Linked DNA regions of Mus musculus: all the other regions are linked to region 2. Evidence: chromatin loops called from intact Hi-C (ENCODE). Cell type or tissue: heart. All regions are shown on one strand.

Region 1 (8,000 bases), 200 kb before region 2:
CAGAAAAAAACATGCATTAAAAAAAAAAAAATTTAGTTCCAGGACAGTCAGAGCTCTACAGAGAAACCCTGTCTCAAAAAAAAAAAAATTAGCTAGTATCTCATAAAGACCAGATTATCCTCAAACTTCTGAAGATGACTTTAATTTTTAGATCATCCTGTCTCTACTTTCCAAGTGCTAGGATTAAAGGCACACACCACCATACTCAGTTCTTAGTGGTGCTAAGTATTGAACCTGAGGATTGGCAAGTATTCTACAGCTGAGGTGCATTTCCAATCTAGAATCACATCACTTGATGGTCTAGTCTTAAACCTTCTCATATCTTTTTGATTCTCTCTCAGCATTAACTACCAGAATCTCCATCCCTCAGAGCTGTGCATCTGTTCATAGAGCTGTAAGAGGGAATACCCAGGAATTCCATAGGCACCAATATCAGATGATTAAACTCCTTGTATAAAATGTAGGCTTTGCAGAGGCAGGCAAGTCTCTGTTAGTTTGAGACCAGACTGGTTTACAATAGCAAGTTCCAGGCCACTTAGGGCTATATGTAGTGAGATCTTGTCTCAAAAACAAACAAACAAAACAAAAATGCTTAGAACTTTAACATATCTTTTTTAGGTAGGCAAGTACTCTACCACTAAGATTCATCCATCCCCTAGTCATAGACTTTAACCTGTAGATGACTTATAACATTATAAAGAAATTGTGACATAGAGCCTTCTATGGCCAACCTACCATTAATGACCAACTAGGCCATCCTCTGCTACATATACAGCTAGAGTCACAGGTTCCACCATGTGTTTTCTTTGATTGGTGGTATAGTTCCAAGGAGCTCTGGGGATAGTGGTTAGTTCATATTGTTGTTCCTCCTATGGGGCTGCAAACTCCTTCAGCTCCTTAGGTTCTTTCTCTAGCTCCTTCATTCGGGACCCTGTGCTCAGTCCAATGGTTGGCTGAGAGCATCCACCTCTGTAATTGTCGGGCACTGGTGGAGCCTCTCAGGAGACAGCTGTAACAGGCTTCTGTCAGCAAGCACTTGTTGGCATCCACAAAAGTGTCTGGGTTTGGTGACACTTTTATATATGGGATAGAGCTCCAGGTGGGGCAGTCTATGGATGGTCATTTCTTCAGTCTCTGCTCTACACTTTGTCTCTGTAACTCCTTCCATGAGTTTTTTGTCCCCCCTTCTAAGAAGGATTGAAGTGTCCACACTTTGGTCTTCCTTCTTCTTGAGTTTCATGTGGTTTGTGAATTGTATCTTGGGTATTCCAAGCTTCTGGGCTAATATCCACTTATCAGTTGAGTGCATACGATGTGAGTTCTTTTATGATTGGGTTACCTCACTCAGGATATTTTCTAGGTCCATTCACTTGCCTAAGAATTTCATAAAATTATTGTTTTTAATAGCTGATAGTACTTCATTGTGTAAATGTGCCACATTTTCTGTATCCATTCCTCTGTTGTAGGATATCTGGGTTCTTTCCAGCTTCTGGCTATTATAAATAAGGATGCAATGAACATAGTGGAGCATGTGTCCTATTACAAGTTGGAACATCTTCTGGGTATATGCCCAGGAGTGGTACCACTAGATCTTCCAGTAGGACTATGTCCAATTTTCTGAGGAACCACCAAACTGATTTCCAGAGTGGTTGTACCAACTTGCAATCCCACCAGCAATGGAGGAGTGTTTCTCTTTCTCCAAAACCTTGCCAGCATCTACTATCACCTGAGTTTTTGATCTTAGCCATTCTAACTGGTTTGAGGTGGGATTTCAGGGTTGTTTTGATTTGCATTTTCCTGATGACTAAGGATGTTGAACATTTCTCTAGGTGCTTCTCAGCCATTTGGTATTCCTCAGTTGAAAATTCTTTGTTTAGCTCTGTGCCTCTTTTTTTGTTTTTGTTTTTCGAGACAGGGTTTCTCTTTATAGCTCTGGCTGTCCTGGAGCTCACTTTGTAGACCAGGCTGGCCTCGAACTCAGAAATCTGTCTGCCTCTGCCTCCTGAGTGCTGGGATTAAAGGCGTGCGCCACCACGCCCGGCCTTGTGCCTCATTTTTTAACAGTTATTTGGTTCTCTAGAGTCTAAATTCTTGAGTTCTTTTTATATATTAGATATTAGCCCTCTATCAGATGTAAGATTGATAAAGATCTTTTCCTAATCTGTTGGTTGCCATTTTGTCCTATTGACAGTGTCTCTTGCCTTTCAGAAGCTTTGCAAATTCATCTCAGATAACAAAAAACACAGGATAGTGAAAACTACCCTCAACAATAAAAGAACTTCTGCCGGAATTACCATCCCTGACCTCAAGCTGTACTACAGAGCAATAATGATAAAAAACTGCATGGTATTGGTACAGTGACAGGCAGGGAGATCAATGGAATAGAATTGAAGACCTAGAAATGAACCCATGCACCTATGGTCACTTGATCTTTGACAAAGGAGCTAAAACCATCCAGTGGAGGGAAAAAACAGTATTTTCAACAAATGGTGCTGGTTCAACTGGTGGTTAGCATGTAGAAGGATGCAAATCAATCCATTCTAATCTCCTTGTACAAAGCTCAAGTCCAAATGAATCAAGGACCTTCACATAAAACCAGATACTCTGAAACTAATAGAAAAGAAAGTAGGGAGGAGCCTGGAACACATGGGCACAGGGGGAAATTTCCTGAATAGAACACCAATAGCTTATGCTCTAAGATCTAAAATTGACAAATGGGACCTCATAAAATTGCAAAACTTCTATAAGAATAGCCTCTTAACCTTTCAGCATTCAATGGAGGAGCTAGAGGAAGGACCCAAGGAACTGAAGGGGTTTGCAGCCCCATAGGAGGAACAACAATATGAACCAACCAGTACCTCCAGAGCTCCCAGGGACTAAACCACCAACCAAAGAGTACACATGAAGGGACCCACGACTCCAGCAGCATATGTAGCAGAGGATGGCCTTGTTGGAAATCAGTGTGAGGAGAGGCCCTTGGTCCTTTGAAGGTTCTATGCCCCAGTGTAGGGGAATGCCAGGGCCAGGAAGCAGGAGTGGGTGGGTTGGTGAGCAGGGGGAGGGGGGGATAGGGGGGTTTTGGAGGGGAAACCAGGAAAGGGGATAACATTTGAAATGTAAAAAAGAAAATATCTAATAAAAAAAGAAATTGTATTCTCAGTTATGAATTCATTCTTCTTCCAAATATTTTAAACCTAAGGTTAGTTAAATCAGACCAGTTCGCACAGAGAAAAGAAGGTCCATTACCTTTTTGAAATACAACGGCAGCTGGGAAGATGGCTCAATGATTGTGAGCACTGACTGCTCTTCCAGAGGTCCTGAGTTCAATTCCCAGCAACCACGCAGTGGCTCACAACCATCTGTAATGGGATCTGATGCCTTCTTCTGGTGTGTCTAGAGACAAGCTACAGTGTATTCATATACATAAAATAAATAATTCTTAAAAAGAAGAGGAGAAGAAGAGGAGGAGGAGGAGGAGGAGAAGGAGGAGGAGGAAAAGGAGAAGGAGAAGGAGAAGGAGAAGGAGGAGGAGGAGGAGGAGGAGGAGGAGGAGGAGGAGGAGGAGGAGGAGAAGGAGAAGGTGAAAGGGTGGTCAAGCCCTACCTTTAAAAAAGAGAGAGAAAGAAATACAACAAAGTCTGGAAAGTCGGGTACCTTTAGTGGCAGCTTCCTTTCAAGCTCTGTGCCCTGGTCTGCAAGTCTTGCCTATCTTTCTACCTCCATCCTAGGTCTCTACAACCCACTGGCCTTGTTCTCATACCTCCAAAATACCCAACTTCCCTCAACCTTGGGGCTCTCCAGGTCCATTCCCTGAAGATTAATTCCTATAGGCCGTCTCAGTTCCTGTTCTATGTAGTCTTGTTTTGGGTCAAACCCTCCCTTGGGCCTTTATCTGCTGGTATCCAGGTGCAGTAGTACATACCTGTAATCTCACTGAGGAAATAGAGCAGAAAGATTAGTAGTTCAAGGTCTTATTTGGCAACATATCAAGTTTGAGATAAGACCTGGGCTTCATGAAACCTGTCTCAATAATTAAAATATCAGCTGAATAAACTGTTCTCCAGACAGTGAAAGTGGAAGTAAAGAGGGCAGTAATAAGGTGGGGAGGGGCACGGGGGGGGGGATCATCACAATAAAGAGCTACCTTCATTTGCCCTGACGACGTCCATGGCAGAAACCCAGTTAGGCAGAAGAGGAAGCCCACCCTGGCATCTGACGCCTGTGTGAGAAACTCCTGCTGCCTGGCTGGCACTGTCCCCACCCAGGTCCACAAGGCCCTGCCTGGGACTTTCCAAGGGCTGAGCCAATGACCAAGAGTCTCTGCTAGCGCAGTCAGAGCACCCAGGCATTTCCTGAGAAGCCTCCCTTCCTTTGCTCTTCTTCCTTTCTACCTCCCACTCCGGGGGTTTCCTAAGGCCGAGACCTGCTATTTTCAGTTGAGAGAGAGGGACTACTATTTTGACCTACTGCTGCCCCTACTGGAACCTGAGAAAAATAAACTGGAGGTGGGATTAGGCCAGGGATGGCAGGCAAGCTCCCTTTTCCCTTAGTCCTCCTTCCCAGATACACCTGGGAAGTGTAAGGGGTTTGACACAGAGAGATGGGATGCCACTCACTTCCTGTATGCTCATTCTAGCACTTCAAAGGTTTCTTGAGGCCTTATGGGCAGCTGGAGAATCCGGACAGGCACATGCACCCTGTTTTGACCCAGCTCAGAACAGTTTCAAAGTGGTGAAATTAGACAACCTTGTGGTTTGTGCCTGGGGTGGTAAACATCAGAGCTTCTCCTCTGTCTTTTACCCTCTCTGCCTCACTGCCTGCCCTTCGTGGGTTCAGGGTAAAGACCCAAACATTTTCTTGGTCCACAAATCCTGTGTTGGACCAGGTGCCTCCTCTGATGTGTGTACGTGTGGGTGGCTCAACCCTGAAGTCCCAGATACAGAAGCCACAGGAACCAGGGTGGGGTTACCCTCCAGGCCAATTTCCTTCCCTCTCCTTTGTCCCTTCTGTCTGTTCTTTCTCTATTTTCCTACCCACGATAGGTAGGTTCCATAGAGGAGAGGAAGAGAGGAAACTAAGTAGAAGGCCTGTCTGTCTGGGTTTGCCCTGGGATTCTGGCCTTTACCATCCAGGTATGGTGAGCTTGACCTCACCTGGGTGTCTGGGTGGATGGGGTGGAGGGAGCTGTAGCCCTGGAGCAGCTGTCCTAGACTGGGGATAATGCTGAGAACAGAGAGTGCCTGGGGGATGGGACAGGTTTCAGGGTCCCCTGGGATCAGCTCCGGGACAGTTGCCATTTTTAATCTGTGCAAGTGACTTAGAAGAAGCCGCGAGGGCCATAACCTAGATCAGCTCAAAGCAAGCTGGATATGTGAGCCCCCTCCCCCAACAATGTGCCAGAGGGTGATAGAGGCCCTGGTCATAGTCTTTTCTCTATCATGTAGGACACAAATGTAGGTCTATGATGGCTCTGCCTAACCAAGGCCTGTCTTCATTTCAACAGACACTTGGCTTTGAGCTGGCTTTCTCCTTCCCCGAACCCCCATGCTCAGATGGCTATAAGGCCATATACTCCCCAGACTGGGGTCACCCTTGAGCTCACAGTCCTGAATGCTCACTTATCAGCAGAAGCCAGCTTTCAGTCTACCACTCAGGGAGGTTCGAGGTGCAAGTCCAAGGTAGGAGAGCACAAGGCCTGCATTTGAGCCAGGAAACACTCTGCCTCTGCCCACCCTACCTGGGTACAGAGTGGGTTCAGCTTCAGACCAGACTTCGTTCTGAGAGATCACCCTGAAGCATAGCTGTCTTACTTTTCAGTGAGTTTCTGGGTCAAGGAATGACTACAGAGCAGGTTGACTTCAATCCCCCTGCCAAGTCCCCACTTTCTAGCATTGGAGCTCTCTAGCGCGGCAGGCATAGTGAGAGGAAGGTGACAGGGCGCTGAGCAGGATCCTCAGGTCATGCCTCAGTTCTCCATGGGGTTGGCATGGACTACCCCTTCTGTAGCAACTTATAAAAGCTTCAGTACCCTCCAGTTTTCTCATGGTTCCTTTCAAGAAGCCAGGAAAAATGAGAATAGGCTTTGCATTGTGGGGATCTAGGCACCCCTCACCGAGTTGAGTCCCCTTGCAAGTCTCTTTTTGGAATCATCTTAGCTAAATTGTTTTCCAGCCTCTGTTATTGGTTTTTAGGTCCCCAGTGGCCAAATAGCTAAGTCAGTTTAGCCAGGCTGGCGACATTGCTCAGCAGATAAAGGTGCTCGCTTTAAACCCGAGTTTAATTCCTAGAATCCATGTGGTAGAAGAGAGAACTGACTCCTACAAATTGTCTTTTAACCTGCCCCCCAACACACACACACACACACACACACACACACAATCAATCAATCACTGAAAACAAACCAAAAAAGTGCAAAAGAAAAAAAATAAAAAAAGGCAGTGACCCACCTTTTATCCACCCTCAGCACAGCTTTATTCAAGACCCAGGGATCATGGCTTTAAGTCCAGACCATAGTTTCTATCTGATCACCAGGAAGGTACCCAGGTCCTTTACAGGGGAAGGATTCCCAATGGGTTTCTGACTGACAGAGCAGAATGGCTTTTGCTGCTGTTCTAGTCAGTGGTCGTAACAGTGGTCAGGAAATCTATACACACAGGATAGATACACAGTAAAAGCTCAGAGCTGCCCTAGGTGGTGTAGAGCTTCCAGATACAAGATCTCTTCCAGAGTAGGAAAGACTCACTGGTTGAAAAGGACTTTTGCAAAAGGGTTTAAACAAATCACATGGCATCTGAAAGCAAGGGTCCTTGGAAAACAATTTGCTTGTGCACGTTGCAGCCATTTTTGCAGAGGGGAAAGCTCTAGAAGTTGGTTGGGGACACCTGACACATTAGCAGGACACCCAAGACAGTAGCTTGCTGCTGCAGCAGTGAAGCCCATAACACACTGTCAAGAAAAGCAAGCTATAGTGTGTGTCAGATTTATTCCTGTACACAGAAATAACAAAATAAGAGGCTGTAGGTATGACTCGGGTGGTGGAATGCTTGCTTCCTGACCAGAGTTTGCTCCTCAATGCATAAACAGTATGAAGGTATGGATCTATAAGCTATAATCCCAGCACTTGGGAGGTAGAAGCAGGGTTATCAATTGTTCAAGGTTATCTTCAGCTACATAGCAAGATCTGGACCAATCTTGGATATATGAAATCCTTTCAAAAGAGAGAAGGAGTGGGGCAGGGTTTGTATGGATACAGGCTTGTAGAGAAAGGACAGATAGAGTGTCTAACTTGGGATTTCAAGGAGAAGGATAGAAAGAAGATCCCTGTCTAGGGGGCTGAATGAGAATGTTAAATTTTGGCTAACAATAATAAATACTCACTTTACATCAAAACCTGAATATTTCCATAGTAGAATACCTAAGGTCTCTCTTTTGAGGTTCCCAAACCAGAAGGGAGACTGCCCCCTGACCAAACAACAATCCTTCATAATATATCTGAGAGCCCAGAGACCAACTCAGGATCAGTTTCCATGGAGAGACTGTTCACATTCACAGGCTGTAGAAAGGCTGTAGATTGTGCCATGCTCAGGAAAGAGGTGGTGAGACCAGAGAACTCTGACTACATCTGATACCACCCAGAGATCTATGGGAAGCGGCATGGCCATTCTCCTCACCACTGACAAGGGCCTGACACCAGTCTACCCCCTCAGGCCAGGTATAGGGGTACCAGCAGCAGTACTGTGTAAGGATTAGTAAGTCTCCCTCCCCTTCAGGCTCTGGTAGGATTTAGGCTCTTCCTCTTCATGTACAAGATATGTTGTCTAAAGGGTGTGTGCTCCAGAAGGGCTTTATCACCCCAGAATGGGTTCTAGAGCCCTCTGGGTCCTTCATCCTGGGTCAGAGGGAGACAATGGGGCAGCTCTTCAAGGAGCCAGGAAGGAGAGAGCTCCCCACCCACCCCACTGTCCTTGAGGGTGCTTGATAATTAATTCTCTGTGACTCCA
Region 2 (8,000 bases):
GGGTCTGTGGATGTTGCTGTCTTTGTTCTCAAGAGTGTGTCGGTCCCCTTGGTGGTACTTTGCCTATAAGGTGGGCTAACTGCAGGCAATCGCGGGTCTCTTAGGTTACTGGAGCGAGGTATCCATCCCGAATGCCCTGCCAAGTTAGGCTGGCCCCTCCCTGCTTTGACAGATTGGGAAATGAAGATAAAAGGAGACTAAAGCAGAGAAAAACATCTATCTCCTTTTTCTCCTTCCCCACTCTCTTCCCTCTCTTCTTTTTCTTCCTCTTTCTTTTTCTTTTCCTCCTCTTCTTTGGTTTTTCGAAAAAGGGTTTCTCTGCATACCTCTGGCTGTCCTGGAACTAGCTCTGTAGATCAGGCTGGCCTGAAACTCATAGAGATCCACCTGCCTCTATCTTTCAAGTGCTGGGATTAAAGGCATACACCACCACTGCCTGGGTATTTTCCTTCTTTTTTAAAAAAATGTTTACTGGATTGGGCATGGTTGCCTGCCTGGTATATGAAGTGAGTTAGCCAGGACTATGTAGAGGCCTTGTTTCAAAAACAAAAACAAAGAAACAAAACAAATCAAGATGGCTCTGGAACTCTTCTGTGTAACTCAGGCTGGCTTCTGCCTTCTGAGTTGTGGGATTGTAGGTGTAGTATCACACCCAGCTTCGTATGTTTTGTTTTCGTCTTTGTTTTTTTCTCCCTTTTCTTTTCCTGACTGTTGACAAGTAGCTTTGGTGGGGACCCAGCTGGCCATGTTTAGGGACTTCCACTCTCCTTTGTTCAGAGACAGAATTCATTATTTTGGTACTGAGCCCCCTGCTGGCACCAGACTGTCTTCTGAGATAGGAAATTGGAAAAGAACAAACAACTCCAATCCTTGCTGTAAGATGTTTCCATTCTGGAGTAGAAAGGTTAAAAATCAATAAATCCACAAATAAGCCAATATCAAGAGTACTGGGTATGAAAATAGGGCTATATCAGTATCTATTTTTTCATGACTGGTTTTTGAGCTCAAACCTGAAAGAACCGTGAGGAAACCATCCAAGTAGCATGCTACCTACACCGATGGGGAACTGTTTAAAGCCACTGAAGAAAAAAAGGGAGCAGGTGTATGTATGGAAGGGCAGGGGTTAAGCATGAGGGCCAAGAGGCCAGGTGGAGCCTGGAAGGATCTTGCTTTCTCCTCTGAATGAGATCTGGGAATACTTTTCAGTGACTTAGCATCCTACAGGTCCAGCATAGCTTTGCTTCTGCAGCGGCTTAACTATGACTGACTTGGTCCAGGCGGGTCTTTGCAGGATGGCGGGACAATTCCACAGGTTTGCTGCCTCTGAGTCAGACCTCTATGCTTCATCCATTGCCTCTGACCTCCTGGCTGCCTGGGGCTCCTTAGGGTAGGAGGGTGGAGTGGCCGCCAGGCTGGCGGGCTGGCAAGGGAGGGGGGCAGCATTTCTGGGAATTGTGTCAGGGAAGCACATTGTTAGAGCAAGCCTGCAGCTAAGGCCTCACTGGCCTCTAGGGGATGTCTCCTGCCTCCCTAACACTGCCTCTGGGGGAGGAAGCTGGGTCCTGGCCAGGCTGTGGGCTGGTGGGGGACTTTCCAAGCAGACATTTCCATAAGCTTATGGCTCTTCCCATTCTGTAGTCTAGGAGACTGAGGCTCAGAGAGCTCGTATCCATCTACACAGACAAAACCAATATCCACATGCCTAGCTTCCACTTTCTACCTCATAATACTGGAGACCCTTTTATCTGTCACTGGTCCCTGCCTTGTCTGACCACAGAAGCCAGTGTCCAAGGAGGGCCTAAAGTGGGATTGGCTGTGGTTGTAGATCCACAGAGCCCTATGGTGAAGATCTGCAACCCCCAAGATGGGCAGAGGACCTGAGAACTGCATGCAGGGGAGGGACTATCATATGGTGACAAGGATATAGGACCTCCTGGAGCTTAGGCTCCGTGTGAGCTTGGCAGTGTGAGTCTTCCCACCCACCACCGCCCTGCCTTGGCCAGAGGGGAAGCATTCAGGCCACCACTGGGGTCAGGGCCAGCTCTGGGCAGACATAGATGGGGGGCAGGGATCACAAATAGAAAAATAAATGGCTTGGGCTTCCGATGTTTCCTGAACTGAGGAAGGGGGTAGGGCAAGCTTTGGGTCAAAGGTACAGTTGGCCTGGTGGGGCAGACCCTGGGGATGTCCCATGATCCTATCTCATTAGATCATTGCCTGTCCTTTTCAGACCTTCAAGCTGGGATATCTCTATCCCAGGGTCCCTAGGATAGGGCTATGTTGCTCACTGAGGACTCTTGAAGTCAGAGATCCACTTCAGGGGCAGACTCTTAAGAAATATTGGGAGTGTGCGCCCCAGGAAGGCTGGGTGCAAAAGCCGTTGGTGAATTGTTAGGATACCTCATCTAGGTGTTCTGGGAACTTGGAAAAGACCCCAGTAGTAGATTGGACAATATAGATAGGTAAGGCTGTCTCCCAGAAGCCTTCTTTCCCACCTGGTATCACATTGTCCAAGAAACTTCTTATCTCCAAACCCAGGCAGGTGTGTCCTCCACCACCTTCAGAAGGCTAGGGTAGAGGACAACACCACACTGGAGCGAACACCTGGGTGAATCTATGGTCTAGATGTTTGGTGGGGAGGTTCCACTGAAGATAAAGCTCTGAAAGTCAGCAAGGTGTATGGGGGTGGGGTGAGGTGGGGGAGAATCTGGGGTGGGAGGTGACTTTTCTGATCAAGGGCCAGAAGGTTCGATTTGGAGCTCTTGTAGGATCTGGGATCAGGACTTTTTGTTTCTGAAACATGTCTCTCATATACATATCTGAGGATAACCTTCAACTTCTGGCCTTCCTGTCTCTATCACCCAAGTGCTGAGTGAACAGGCACGTACCTGTGATGCCTGGTTTGTATGCAGTACGGTGGATTGAACCCAGGGCTTCCTACATGCTAAACAAAATACTATCAACTGCGCTTTCTAAAGTTGGAATTTTCTAAGGTTGCAATGTGGAAATATCTGGCTGGTGAGTACCAACCCCACAAGTAAGGACCCCTCAGGATTGAACACACCTTTGATCTGGCTTCTTGTGACATAGCTCCCCTGCTGGTGATCTACTGGATTTTCCTCAGGAAAGAGCCTGTTCTTGAGCAGATCTGTGGGTGGCTCCTGCCACCTACAGGCTGCTGTTGCTCATCATTGGGACCAGTCAGAGCTGGGACTACTCAGTAGGCAGTCCCTTGATGGGGTCAAGTCATCAGCCAAACACAGCATGGCTGAAGGTCCTGTGGTTCTCTTACTGCCTGTCTTGTGGTAGGGTCCTGAAAGCATTAATTCAGTACTCAAACACAGGGTTCCCTTTCCCAGAATTTTTGTTGTTGTTGTTGGGTTTAGCTTAGAGCAAGGGCCCAGCTCTCAGTAAAGGGCAGAATGAGAGGTGGTATGAAACTAGAGAGCTGGGTTCAGCCATCACTGCACCTCTGGAAAAGCTTTGTTGCCTTCAAGAAGTTCCATGCCTTTTTCTTATGGTAAAGATGTCATAACTGATTAAAACGGTCAGCTTAGGTCATTTGTGTATGTCATTTGCACTCTGGCCTCCTGGGTACAAAAAAATTCAGATTGACTTTTAGTACCAGCACACCTGCCACCATGTATAGGACAGAAGAAGAGCAGAGCACCATTCTCCCTTTCCTGGACGTGGTTAGGGTCTTCCTGAGGTAATGCCTCAGTAGCGGATTGCCTCAGTACCCTGCCCTGTTCTCAGTGTAAAATATGAATCGGAGGCTCCTGATCGCAGCCTCTGTCATTGTCACTTCACAGGTTGGGAGACTGAGACGTACAACAATGTGCAGAACTTGGGGTTTATACCGTTAGGTTGACTTCAGAACCTGAATAGTTCTCCCCACTCCCACCCCCCACCCCCGAGACAGGGTTTCTCTGTGTAACCCTGAATGTATTGGAACTAGCTCTGTAGACCAGGCTGACCTTGAACTCACAGGGATCTGCTTGACTCTCTATCTCTCGAGTGCAGGGATTAAAAAGGCATGAGCCTACATTGCTTGGCTAAAGCCTGAATTCTTGCGGAGAAACCGTTTCAGAGTCCCGGCCACCTGCGCAGCGCCAAGAAAGCCCCCAAACTCGGCTTGGTACCAAGTGAAGTGTGTGGAGTGAGCTGAGTGACTCTCGGAAGTGGAGGCGATCTAAGTGCACTAGTGAAGGCGCGACCGGCCGCCAGGGCAAGCTGCTCAGATGGGTTGAATTAAAGACCTGAGCGCAGTAGGGTTGTCCTTCTCCCTCCTCTAGGTCCTCCCTCCCCCTGGCATTCGGTGGGCACGTGGGGCCGTGGTCCGGCGGAGATACCTGCGGAACTACCTTTTCCAGCGGGCAATCAGGCCGCAGGCCGCAGGCCGCGCAGTCGTCTGGGAGTTGTGGTCCCGGGGGCGGGGACTCTTTTTTTTTTTTTTTTTTTTTAATTCTGTCGCACGCGGCCGCCAGGCGGAGGTTTGGACCGCGGATCTAGGCGGCGGCGGCGGCCGAGGTCAGGCCGGGCGGCGCAACCGGCACAACCCGCCGCCACCGAGGTAGTGATGGGCAAGGAGGAAGAGATTGCTCGTATCGCCCGGAGGCTGGACAAAATGGTGACCAGGAAGAACGCGGTGAGGGGCGCGGGCCGCCAGGACCCTGGGGCCCCGCTCCGCGGAGACCGTCTGAGCCTACCCTCGGGCAGAGTGATACCTAGCCCAGTCAGTCGAGACCCCTTGCCCAGGCCCGCCCTCCACCCTGTCCTGGGACTGCCGCTTCGCAATGGACGCCGCGTTGACCGAAAGCTACCCTCTGTTCGTCGCCCAGCGGTGGCCGCGGGCGTCCCTGGCCCAGCCGTTGTCTCCCCTGTCTGCCCCCCACCCTTCAGCACCAGGTTTCTCTTAATAAATTTTTCCCCTGCTTAGTCAGGCCTCAGGCAACAGCAAGTCGGTTTGGGCAGACAGTTGAGCCTGTGGCGTTGAGACCCCTGGCCAGTGTGGGCTTGGCAGTCCAGCCTGCCTTCCGACCATGGTCACCTGCGTAGCCTTTGAGGAGCATCCTTAGGGGATGATGGCACCTGCAATCTTGCCTTCCGTGGGTGGGAAGGGACTTAGGAGGTGGCTTTAAGACTGAGTGACTCTAGAGCATCCGCAGCACCGCTCTGAGGGCAGCCCAGATAGTGGCTGAGTCATGAGTCTGTACAGCCTCCCCAGGACTGTGCTTGAAGTAGAAGGCTGCAGGACAGCTTTTGGGGATGAGCAGGATTGCTCTAGGGGTTGGAGGGCTGGGGTCTAAAACAGGAAGTAGGTTAAGTGCCCACATAAGCCTTTACACTGGAAACAGAACCCACTTTGCAATCATCTGGGCTACAGAGGCCCTGCTGGAGCTTCTTTCCGGTAAGAGAAAGCACAAATGACAAACTTGGAACTAAGGGTGGCAGAGATAGGATGGGAATCCAAAGGGAGACCCAGTAAGGATGGAAGGCCACAGATAGGACTGTACAGTTGAGAAGGGAACCTGCAGAGGTTCCAGTAGTCCTTGAGAGAGGCTCCTTGGAACAGCTGATGGTTTATCTGGGTTTTCATTATGGGAGTGCAGGGCTATTGTGGATGCATGCCCCTGGCTCCAAGGATCAGGTCTTCTTAGCAAAGTCAGCCACCTCAGGGCTGATTGGTGTACAGCTTACTAACTTAGGGCCATGAAACAAGGCTGCAGCCTGAGCAGATAAGTCACACAGATTGAAGGGTCAGCCCCAGCCCCTACCACGGCTGGATGGGTTGGTTTTCTCTGCCTCTTTGTGGCATATAAAGACAAATGAGCTCATAGTGGAAACTTGGAGGACAGCAAACACAATAGTGTTGGGTGTTAGAAGAAAAGGCTGTCTCAGTTGTAGGAAGGAGGTGTTTGAATATAACCTGGAAGTGGTAAAGAGAAGAGCAGCCTTAAGCAGAGTGAGGTTTAAGGTAGGAACCAGAGGAGCCTGCCTACCCTTGAGGTTCAAAGAACAGAGCTTAGGCAGAGGAAGAAAATCAGGGTTTTCTGTTACAGTACCTAGGAGGAGGGTGGTGACCAGTCTGGAAAAGAGATAAAAAGTGAGACTATGGGATTTGTAGGTGCTGGCTTTAAGAAAAACTTCCCTTTGTATATTTAATTTTATTTATTTTACATTTGTTATCTCGGTGAGTGTGTAAGTATGAGGACAACCCCTGGAAATTGGTTATCTCCTCCCACCATTTGGGCTCTGGAGATTGAACTTAGGTTGTACAGCTTGTTGGCACCTTTATCTGCTGAGTCAACTCACCTGCCCACCCCTTTGATAGTGGGTATTGAACCCAGGGCCTTAACTTACCAAGTGAGAGCTTTATCACAGCTGTGTCTACACAGCCCTCTCTTTACTTTGTTTTAAGACAAGGTCTCATTAAGATGCCCATGCTAATCTTGAATTCACTCTGAAACTCAGGTAAGCTTTGAACTTTTGATCCTCTTGCCCCAGCCTCCTAAGTATCTCTGAGATGATAAGGCCTGTGTCACCAGGTTTGGTAGTTTTCAATTAGCAATAATTGTGCCTCTGATAAACCTTGTTGGCTATGGTGCTGTTACTTTGCAAATCTGTGGCTGGAGTAGAGATTCCTGAGAGTTTAGGTAGAGGCTTTTAAGGTAGGAACAGGAAGAGCCTGCCTACTCTGGAGGTGCAGCCTGCCTGTAGATGCTGGGGAAAAGCCAGGGCAGAGGAAGGCAGCCAGGGTTGTCTGTTACAGTACCCAGGAGTAGTGCTGCCCTGATGGGTAGGCGCTTTGAGGAGAGGCTGCTCTCCCACCACAGCACAGATGGACCAAGGTTAAAGAACCCGTGCTATACCCGTGAATGTCCTTCCGTGTTGAGCAGGAGTTGGGGCATTTATTTTCTCTAGTAGTTTGTTCAGTGTCCTCCTGTGGTTAGTTACCATGATGTCTGGAGATCACCGTAGATGCAGGATGAGAAACCCCCTGATCTTTGAGGAGAGCACTGTTGAGCTGTTTGCCTCTATTCCTGCCCTATGGCAGGAGCAGTAAAAAGCCCCTGTTGTGATGTAGGAACAGGTATGGAGTGCTCTGGGAATCTCAGGGTAGAGGAGTGGCTTCTTTCTGACATGTAAGTTGCCCCCTGGTGATGACAAAGAGGTAGGATTGTCCACTATGCCCCCTGACAAGTGTTTTCTGTGTAATCCTGGCCATTCTGGAACTCCTGGCCTCACTCTGTAGGCCAGGCTGGCCTTTAACTCAAGATTCACCAGCCTCTGCATCCTGAATCCTGGGGTTAAAGACATGCACCACCACTACCCAGCATCCACTAAGGTTTAAAGTCCTTTATGAACATCCCGTTTCCTTTCAGGAGGGAGCTATGGATTTGCTGCGGGAGCTGAAGAATATGCCTATTACATTGCACTTGCTCCAGGTAAGTGCTTCCTGTCTTAGCAGGGCTCCCTATATTAACTCCCACATGGCTTAATTGGCACAAACAACTTTGTTCTAAGGAGAGGATTTCTGATTCTCTCTGGTCATAAGAGAGGTGGGAGGTAGGTCCCTGGGTCCCAAATAGCCATTGGGAGAGATGTTTTCTGTCCCTGCCATTCCCCAGCTGTCCACTGTGGGAGCCAAGAGTCCTTGGTGAGGATCCGCCTCTGGAACAGGCCCCTCCGCCTCTGACTCAGGCCACTTGTCTTGCAGTCCACCCGTGTTGGGATGTCTGTCAATGCTCTGCGCAAGCAGAGTTCAGATGAGGAGCTCATTGCACTTGCCAAGTCCCTCATCAAGTCCTGGAAGAAGCTCTTGGGTGAGTCTCAGAATGTAAAGGGAAGCTCTTGCTGGTCAGCACAGCATAGAGTGCTGGCTCTGCTACCCTGATTGAAACTATATATGGTGGGATATGACAAACATAGATCAGAAAGGACTCATCCCTGGGCTGGACATGGATGAAGATGGTAGAAGATGGATGTCATCTGTTGTG
Region 3 (8,000 bases), 56 kb before region 2:
CGTTTTACAGTGGAGACATGTGGCATGAACTTCCAAACCACAAACTCAAACCAAAACAATCTAGACTTTCACTTGCCACCTTGACTCCATTTATTAAGCAACATAGCATTGTACATAGGAATATAGGGTTTATAAAGTTAAAAAATAAAAACAAAAAACCCCAGCAAGGCTAGGGGGGGTTTGAGGGTTAGAAGATTTTTAGAGAATTTTGGTTATGTGGGGACTTGGCTAAACATTTTTAAATTATTAGGCAGAACATTTTATTTGGGTATATTCAAGGTGTGAGTCAAACTCCATAGGGTGGGGACCATGTCAAATTCTAGAAACAGGCTAACGCATGGTCAACTTGAATTTTGCAGCAAATGGAAATGAACTTCTTCTGACCTTATAACAAAACGGTTTCCATCCTTAAAATGGAGTCAGGCTGGTCCATTACATCTAACACTACAGTGTACAGGGTTAAAGTGTGGCCAGGTGTGCAGTTTAGGGGAGTAAAATATATTTTCCTGATAGTGTTCTTTTTTTTCTTTTTCTTTTTCTTTTTTTTAAAGACTGGGTCTCTCTACATAGTCCTGGCTGTCCCAGAACTCCCTACATAGATACATAGACCAGACTGGCCTTGAATTTACAGAGATTTGCCTACCTCTGCCTCCCAGTATTCAGATTACAGGTGTATGTTACTTTGCCTGACTACAATAGGTTTATTTTGATGTAAACATACTATTACTTGAATATCTCTGAAAGTAAGATACCCAGTTTATTTAGTTTTTGCCTGTTTTCTTTGGTAAATAATTGAACAACTAGATTTGCTACTATATCTATAGTTGCCTAAAATACATTCTAGTTAGCTATTAAATGTGTGGAATTGTTTTTGGTTATTTAATTAAGATATACAACAAACCAATTTTGTTTTGCAATAGATAATTTTCTTTCCTTAATGGGTTTCATTTTTAAGATTTATTTATTTTATATATATATGACTTTTTTGCCTACGTGTATGTATATGTTCTAAGTGCCTTCCTAGTGCCCATAGATGTCAAAAACAGGCATTCATTGGACCCCTTAGAACTGGAGCAGTGGATGGCTGTGAGCTACCACGTAGGTCCTGGGAAAATAACCCTGGGTTCTCTATGGGAACAAGTGCCCTAAGCCTACATGTGATATTTCTAATGCAGGTACATGTTTTATTTCCTAGAGAGCAAAGGGAGAAAGAAGAGATTGAGAAATACCGAATGGAACGTCCCAAAATCCAGCAGCAATTTTCAGACCTTAAGGTGAGCAGGTGGGCTAGCATTACTGGCTTCCAGGCCTTCACCTAAGCAGCAGAAGGCAGGACTGCTCTGGTGCAATGCTATGGAGCCTTTACTAATGATGCTCTTTACTTAGCTCAGAGGATTAATTGCTTAGGGAAGTTTGTGCTTCAGTGTCAGTTTGATCATCTGTTATATACATTAAAAAATAAAAAAAGGCTGGCGAGATAGCTCAGTGGGTAAGAGCATTGACTGCTCTTCCAAAGGCCCTGAGTTCAAATCCCAGCAACCACATGGTGGCTCACAACCACCCGTAATGAGATCTGACGCCCTCTTCTGGTGTCTGAAGACAGCTACAATGTACTTATGTATAATAATAAATAAATCCTTAAAAAAATAAAGCCAGCCGGGTGTTGGTGGCGCACGCCTTTAATCCCAGCACTTGGGAGGCAGAGGCAGGTGGATTTCTGAGTTCGAGGCCAGCCTGGTCTACAAAGTGAGTTCCAGGACAGCCAGGGCTATACAGAGAAACCTTGTCTCGAAAAACCAAAAAAATAAAAATTAAAAAAATAAAAATAAAGCCAAAAAAAAAAGAAATCCCATTTTTTACTGTTAAAGGTAGGAAAACAGTCTTTATTAAATTTCTCTTCATTTAGGCATAGTCTTTCCAAACTACCTATTAGACTTTGATCTGATAATTTACTTTTTGGTAAAATAGTGCCAACCCAATGAATTGATTTCTCTAAAGTAAGTGGAAAACCAGGGCTATCAGTGCGGCTCAGTAGGTAAAAGCTCTTGCATGTATCCTCGTGTATGCGTATGCACACATACATATACATTACATGCAATAAAGAATAAAGTTGTTTTTCTTTTTTTTTTTTTTTTTTCTTTTTTTTTGGTTTTTCAAGACAGGGTTTCTCTGTGCAGCCCTGGCTGTCCTGGTACTCACTCTGTAGACCAGGCTGGCCTTGAACTCAGAAATTCGCCTGCCCCCTCGTCCCAAGTGCTGGGATTAAAGGTGTGGGCCACCACTGCCTGGCTATCAAGTTTTTTTAAATGGAAAAAGCATTTCTGTCTTTTCTAAGGCACAATAGGCCAGAGGCTTGGGGAGAGCAAGTGTGACATCTAACAAGAACTCATGTTTGGGATCTATGTATCTCCAGAGGAAGCTGGCAGAAGTCACAGAAGAAGAGTGGCTGAGCATCCCAGAAGTTGGCGATGCCAGAAACAAACGTCAACGGAACCCACGTTATGAGAAGCTGACTCCTGTTCCTGATAGTTTCTTTGCCAAACATTTACAGACTGGAGAGAACCATACTTCTGTGGATCCCCGACAGACTGTGAGTATTTGAACAGAGGCAAATGGGGCTTCTTTAGTCTGGATGAGGGTGTGGTGAGAAGGGTGAGTGTTGATTGTTTTTGTAGCTAACTGTGCTGTGGCAAGAGTCAGTGTAGCCATGCCTCATTAGGACATAGAGACGAGGTGGGTGGGGATCTTCAGTATGACAGTTCAAACCACTGTCTTATCCTCACCCTAGCAATTTGGAGGTCTGAACACACCCTACCCGGGAGGCCTGAACACTCCATACCCAGGTGGAATGACACCTGGATTGATGACACCTGGTACAGGGGAGCTGGACATGAGGAAGATTGGCCAGGCAAGGAATACCCTGATGGACATGAGGCTTAGCCAGGTGAGAATTCGTAATGCATCTTTTCTTATTACTGAAATGGGGAAAAAGCAAAATATTTGGGGGATGTTGCTCAGTTGTTCGTCACTTACCTAGCGTGTGCAACAAAACACTCAATAATTAAAAACAGAAATGTGTAAAGTTTATCTTTGTGTTTTATCATGAAATTGATACTCTGCCCTGTCATAGAGTAGGTGAGATTCTTTCTACAGGTGAGTATTTGTGTGATTCTCTATAGGGCATGCCAACACACACAGCAAAACAAATAAAGGTCCAGCCCCGTTTGTCCTGCTAGTCTGTCCCTTGGTGGTATATGGCCATTATAGGGGATGAGTGTGTTCCCAACAAAGTCCATATGCTCTGTTGATAAAGCTTAACTCTGTAAGCACTGGGAATGAATTCAGGGCTCTATACTTGCTAGGCAAGTGTTCTACCACTGAACTAAATTCCTAACCCTTTGTTACTGTATTTTTGAAAATTTATAACAGCAAGTATTTTATAATAAAAAACTCAATAGCTTATTGATTGCACCTTTTATGTTAACTTGTGTATGCCTATTTTACCTTGTAAAATATGCAGTGTGATTTAATGGTTTTTTTGTGTGTGCTATTGGAGAGATGGACTTTTTTTATATTCTAGGTGAGCATGCTATGACTGAGCTGCATCTCTGGCCCTGGCCCTGGCCCTGGCCCTTGCTCTGCTCTGCTCTGCTTTTCTTTTCTTTTCTTTTCTTAGGCAGCATTTTTACTGTGTAGCCTCAGGCTGGCCTGTAACTTTCTATATAAACTAGGCTGACTTAGAATTCACAGAGTTCCTATCTTTTCCTCCCAAGTTTATTCTCAAACTCCTGTTTCAGCCTCTGTGTGCTAGAATCACAGTTGACTGATGCCATGCATGGTCTCAGTAGTTGATTTTCAGAGAAATTCTGGGTGGTTTTTCCTTTTTTTTTTCTCTTAACTTACTGTGTTTCGAATTCATAGACTTCTATGCAGCACATTTAAGTTAGCATTTTTGTAATGTCTTTGAAGTGGAATTTTTACTTTGAATATTACCTTCCTTGTTCTACACTCCTATCCTGGACCTGCTGATGATGCTCTGGCACCTGGCACAGCTGGATTCTGTTTGTTACCTCTGCCTGTTTAAAGTACACTGTCCATCTCTGAACTCAGTGAACTTCCAGTTTGTCAATTTTTTTCTAAAGATTTGTTTATTTTTATTTTATGTGTATGGGTGTTTTCCCTGTATTGTATGTCTTGTATACTGTGTGTGTGCAGTGTCTACAGCTGCCAGAAGAGGGCATTGGATTCCCTGGAATCAGAGTTAAAGATGAGCCAGCATGTGGATTTTGTGAATCAAAAGTCTGGGTTCTGGAAGAGCAGTGTAACATCTCTCCAGCCTTGTTAGTCTCTGAGGGTCTGAGAAACATCTTTATTGTGACAGTAGATTTTCCAGTTTGATTTGTATTTAATATCAGTGTCATTTTGTTGCCTTTGGTTTATTGTTTTTCCTCCAGAGCTGTTGTAAGAGCAGTGAGAAGCAATTAATGCTATTCTGTTTCATCTTCTCTTCTCTTCTCTTCTCTTCTCTTCTCTTCTCTTCTCTTCTCTTCTCTTCTCGTGGTGCCAAGGATGGAACCCAGGGCCTTGATTATACTAGGCAGGTGTTCTACCTCAGAACTATTATCTCCAAACTCAAACCAAAACAAACCAAAACAAAACAAAAATAAACAGAGCCAGGTGGTGGAGGAGCACACTCCCCTCTGAAGACAGAGGCAGGCATATCTCTGAGTTTGAGGCCAGCTTAGTTTTACAGAGTAAGTTCCAGGATAGCCAGGGCTTGTTTGGGGAAAAAAAAATCAAATACAAAAAACCTTCACAAAAAACAAAAACAAACAAACAAACCCAAAACAGGAAAAATATGTACCGTGATAACTTTACATCCTTTTTTTTTTTTTTTTAATTCTTTCTCTTAAAAAAAATTTTTTTTTCTCACTGTGTAGCCCTGACTGGGTATTCACTGTGTAACCAGGTTGGGCTCTAAATCACAGGTCCATCTGCCTCTGACTGGGGATTACTGGGACTAAAGGTGCGCACCTCTATGTCTGACAGGTTTTATTTTCTTTATGTCCCTCTCTACCCTTGATAAAAATAATTGTTAGGGTAGAACCCAGAGCTTCACTCCTGCTAGATAAGCAATATACTTACTGAACTGTACCCCAGCACTATAATTTACCATTTTAACCATTTTGCATGTGTTTATGTAAGACAGGGTCTTAGTATGCCTGTGGTTAGGCTGTCCTCTTACGTTGTTTAAGTGAGCCTCTTGCCTTGATGGGGCTACAGATATAATATGCCAATATAATATACATATATACAGATATAATAATGTTCATGATGCCTGGACATTTTAGTCATTTTTATGTTTATCGATGTAAGTACTTTCGCACTATTATACAAGCATCACTACCATCCACCTCCAAAACTCTTTGCCATCTCAAACTGAAACGTTTTTTTAAGATTTATTTATTTTATTTATATGAGTACACTGTAGCTGTCTTCAGACACACCAGAAGAAGGCATCGGAATCCATTGCAGATGGTTTTGAGCTACCATGTCCATGATGCTGGGAATTTAACTTAAGACCTCTGGAAGAGCAGTCAGTGCTCTTAACCACTGAGCCATTTCCTCAGACCCCCTAAAACTATTTATGTTAAACACTTAACAGTCTACCTCTACCCTAATCCTCAACAACCTCCATTCTGCTTTCAATAACTTAGATGGACTCATTATAGGTACTTTTCTTTTATTCTATTTATCTATTTATTTTTGGATTTTTCAATACAGAGTTTCTCTAGGTAGCTCTGGCTGTCCTGGAACTCACTTTGTAGACCAGGTTGGCCTCTGAGTGCTGACATTAAAGGCATGTGCCACCACTGCCTGACTGTCTGTCTTGCTGCTGCTATTCTTCTTTCTCTTCCTTCTCCTCCTCCTTTGTCTTTAACAGAGTTACTTAAAAAAAAAAAAAAAGATTTATTTATTTCATGTATATGAGTACACTGTAGCTGTCTTCAGACAGATCAGAAGAGGTCATCAGATCCCATTACAGATTCTTGTGAGACACCATGTGGTTCTTGGGAATTGAACTCAGGACCTCTGGAAGAACAACCAAGTGCTCTTAACCTCTGAGCCATCTCTCCAGCCCTCAATAGAGGAACTTTTAAAAAATGTTTTATATTCTTTTTTTTTTTAATTTATTTATTGATTATATGTAAGTACACTGTAGCTGTCTTCAGACACCAGAAGAGGGCATCAGATCTCATTACGGATGGTTGTGAGCCACCATGTGGTTGCTGGGATTTGAACTCTGGACCTTCGGAAGAGTAGTCGGGTGCTCTTACCCACTGAGCCATCTCACCAGCCCCCATGTTTTATATTCTTATTTTTATTTCATTTATGTTGGAATTTTGCTTGCAAGTATGTCTGTGGGAGGGTGTTGGACCCTCTAAAACCAGAGTTAGAGACAGTTGTAAGCTTTCATGCGCGTGTTAGGAATTGAACCCAGATCCTCTGCAAAAGAACAGTCAGTTTGTTTTTTTTTTTTTTTTTTTTTTTTTTTTTTTGGTTTTTTGAGACAGGGTTTCTCTGCCCTGGCTGACCTGGAACTCACTTTGTAGACCAGGCTGGCCTCGAACTCAGAAATCCACCTGCCTCTGCCTCCTGAGTGCTGGGATTAAAGGCGTGCACCCCCACGCCTGGCTGTCAGTGTTCTTAACCACTGAGCCATCTCCACAGCCCCCATATATTTTCATTTACTGTGCTTTTGGCTCTTTGTCTTCCTGGATCATGTTTAGCATGTATTAGAAATTTGTTCCTTTATAAGACTGAATAATATTTAATTGTGTGTATGAACGTATATTCATGTATTATTCATCAACCTCTCAGTGGACACATGCTTTGTTTCTGACTTTTGGTTCTGAGAATAATGCTGCTCTTGAACATGATCATACGAATACTTGTTTCAGACCTTGTTTTCAGTTTTTAAGGGTATATTCTCAGAAGTGTAATTGTGGCATAATGATAGCCTTGTTTAAATTTTTTAGGAACAGTGACACTGGCTTCCATAGTAGTAGTAGTTGCATTATTTCACAGCTCTAACTGCGTAAGGATTCTAGATTCTCCTCATTTTCCCCAATTTTTATTTTATGTTTATTTTTATTCATGTGTCTATGGTTTTTTTGTGTGTGTTGTGTGTCTGCTGTATGTGTACAGATACCCGTGGATGCCAGAAGCATCCAGTCCTCTTGGTCTTGGAATTAATAGGCTGTTACGAGTCTCCTGACATGGGCTCTGGAAACTGAACTCAGGTCCTCTGGAGGAGCAGAAAGCACTTTTAACTGCTAAGCCTTCTCTCTAGCTCAATATTCTTTCTGTCTGTCTCTCTGTGAGTGTGTGTGATGCAGTACATGTTTATGTGGGTTTATGCATGTCTGTATGCGCTTATGTATGGAAGCCAGACATCAGCTTTGGGTGTCTTTTATTCTCTTACCTTAGCCTTATTTGTTCGTTCTTTCTTTCTTTCTTTCTTTTTTTTTTTAAATTGGCAAATAATACCAAAGCCAGGGCTGTATAAAACAGAATGCTTCTGCCATGTTCTTCTTGGTATTTTTGTTGTTTTATTTTGAGACAGGATTTGGCATGTAATTGGCCTGAAACTATGTAGACCAGGCTAGTCTTGAACTTGTAGAAATTTTCTTGCCTCTGACTGCCAAGTGCTGGAATTATAGTTATAAGCTACTGTACCTGGCTTTTTGGAGGAAAGGTAGACAGTCTCATGTAGCCTAGTGGGCTTCACACTGTAGCCAAGGATGACCTGATCCTTCTACTGTGATCTTCCAAGTGCTGGGATTCTAGGCACGCACTACCATGCCCAGTCACTAGAAAAGTAATTCTTCTCCCTTCCCCTTTTTCTGTGCTTTGTGCTGTTATCCTGTCTTTTCTTAAGAGTGTTGAAAGGTGTGGTGGTACACCTGTAATTTCAGTACTTAGGAAGCTGAGGCAGG

Evidence for each region. Hi-C counts contacts between places; a loop is a spot of excess contacts. Peaks named below come from ENCODE experiments on the same cell type or tissue, not always from the same donor. Only the 100,000 strongest peaks of a DNase experiment are listed, where the experiment ranks them.
Region 1: a loop joins it to region 2, with 2.1 times the contacts of the local background. A loop is called at or near these places in 2 of 42 quality-filtered maps.
Region 3: it touches region 2 in a loop (5-fold over the local background); 5 of 42 quality-filtered maps call a loop at or near these places.

What each region holds. Positions count from the first base shown.
Region 1 is chr2:181,479,395-181,487,394 of GRCm38, forward strand. It overlaps a transcript of Zbtb46 not described here. Among named protein-coding and RNA genes, the nearest start is that of Abhd16b, 9.8 kb to the right of the region's middle. In heart, a CTCF peak has its summit at 4,472; DNase peaks (open chromatin) are centred at 4,337 and 5,227; H3K4me3 peaks cover 327 bases; H3K27ac peaks cover 2,410 bases.
Region 2 is chr2:181,675,828-181,683,827 of GRCm38, forward strand. Tcea2 (transcription elongation factor A (SII), 2) reads left to right here and starts at 4,470. Exons shown (of 10, transcript NM_009326.3): 1 at 4,470-4,648; 2 at 7,386-7,448; 3 at 7,721-7,826. The coding sequence starts at 4,580. In heart, CTCF peaks have their summits at 826 (motif pointing left), 1,513, 3,119 and 4,492; DNase peaks (open chromatin) are centred at 1,464, 2,034, 3,174, 4,354 and 2 weaker places; H3K4me3 peaks cover 2,028 bases; H3K27ac peaks cover 3,204 bases.
Region 3 is chr2:181,619,374-181,627,373 of GRCm38, forward strand. It overlaps Prpf6 (pre-mRNA splicing factor 6), which reads left to right. Exons shown (of 21, transcript NM_133701.2): 4 at 1,196-1,274; 5 at 2,414-2,590; 6 at 2,789-2,944. Among named protein-coding and RNA genes, the nearest start is that of Prpf6, 22 kb to the left of the region's middle. In heart, a CTCF peak has its summit at 4,228 (motif pointing right); no DNase peak of the experiment used is centred here.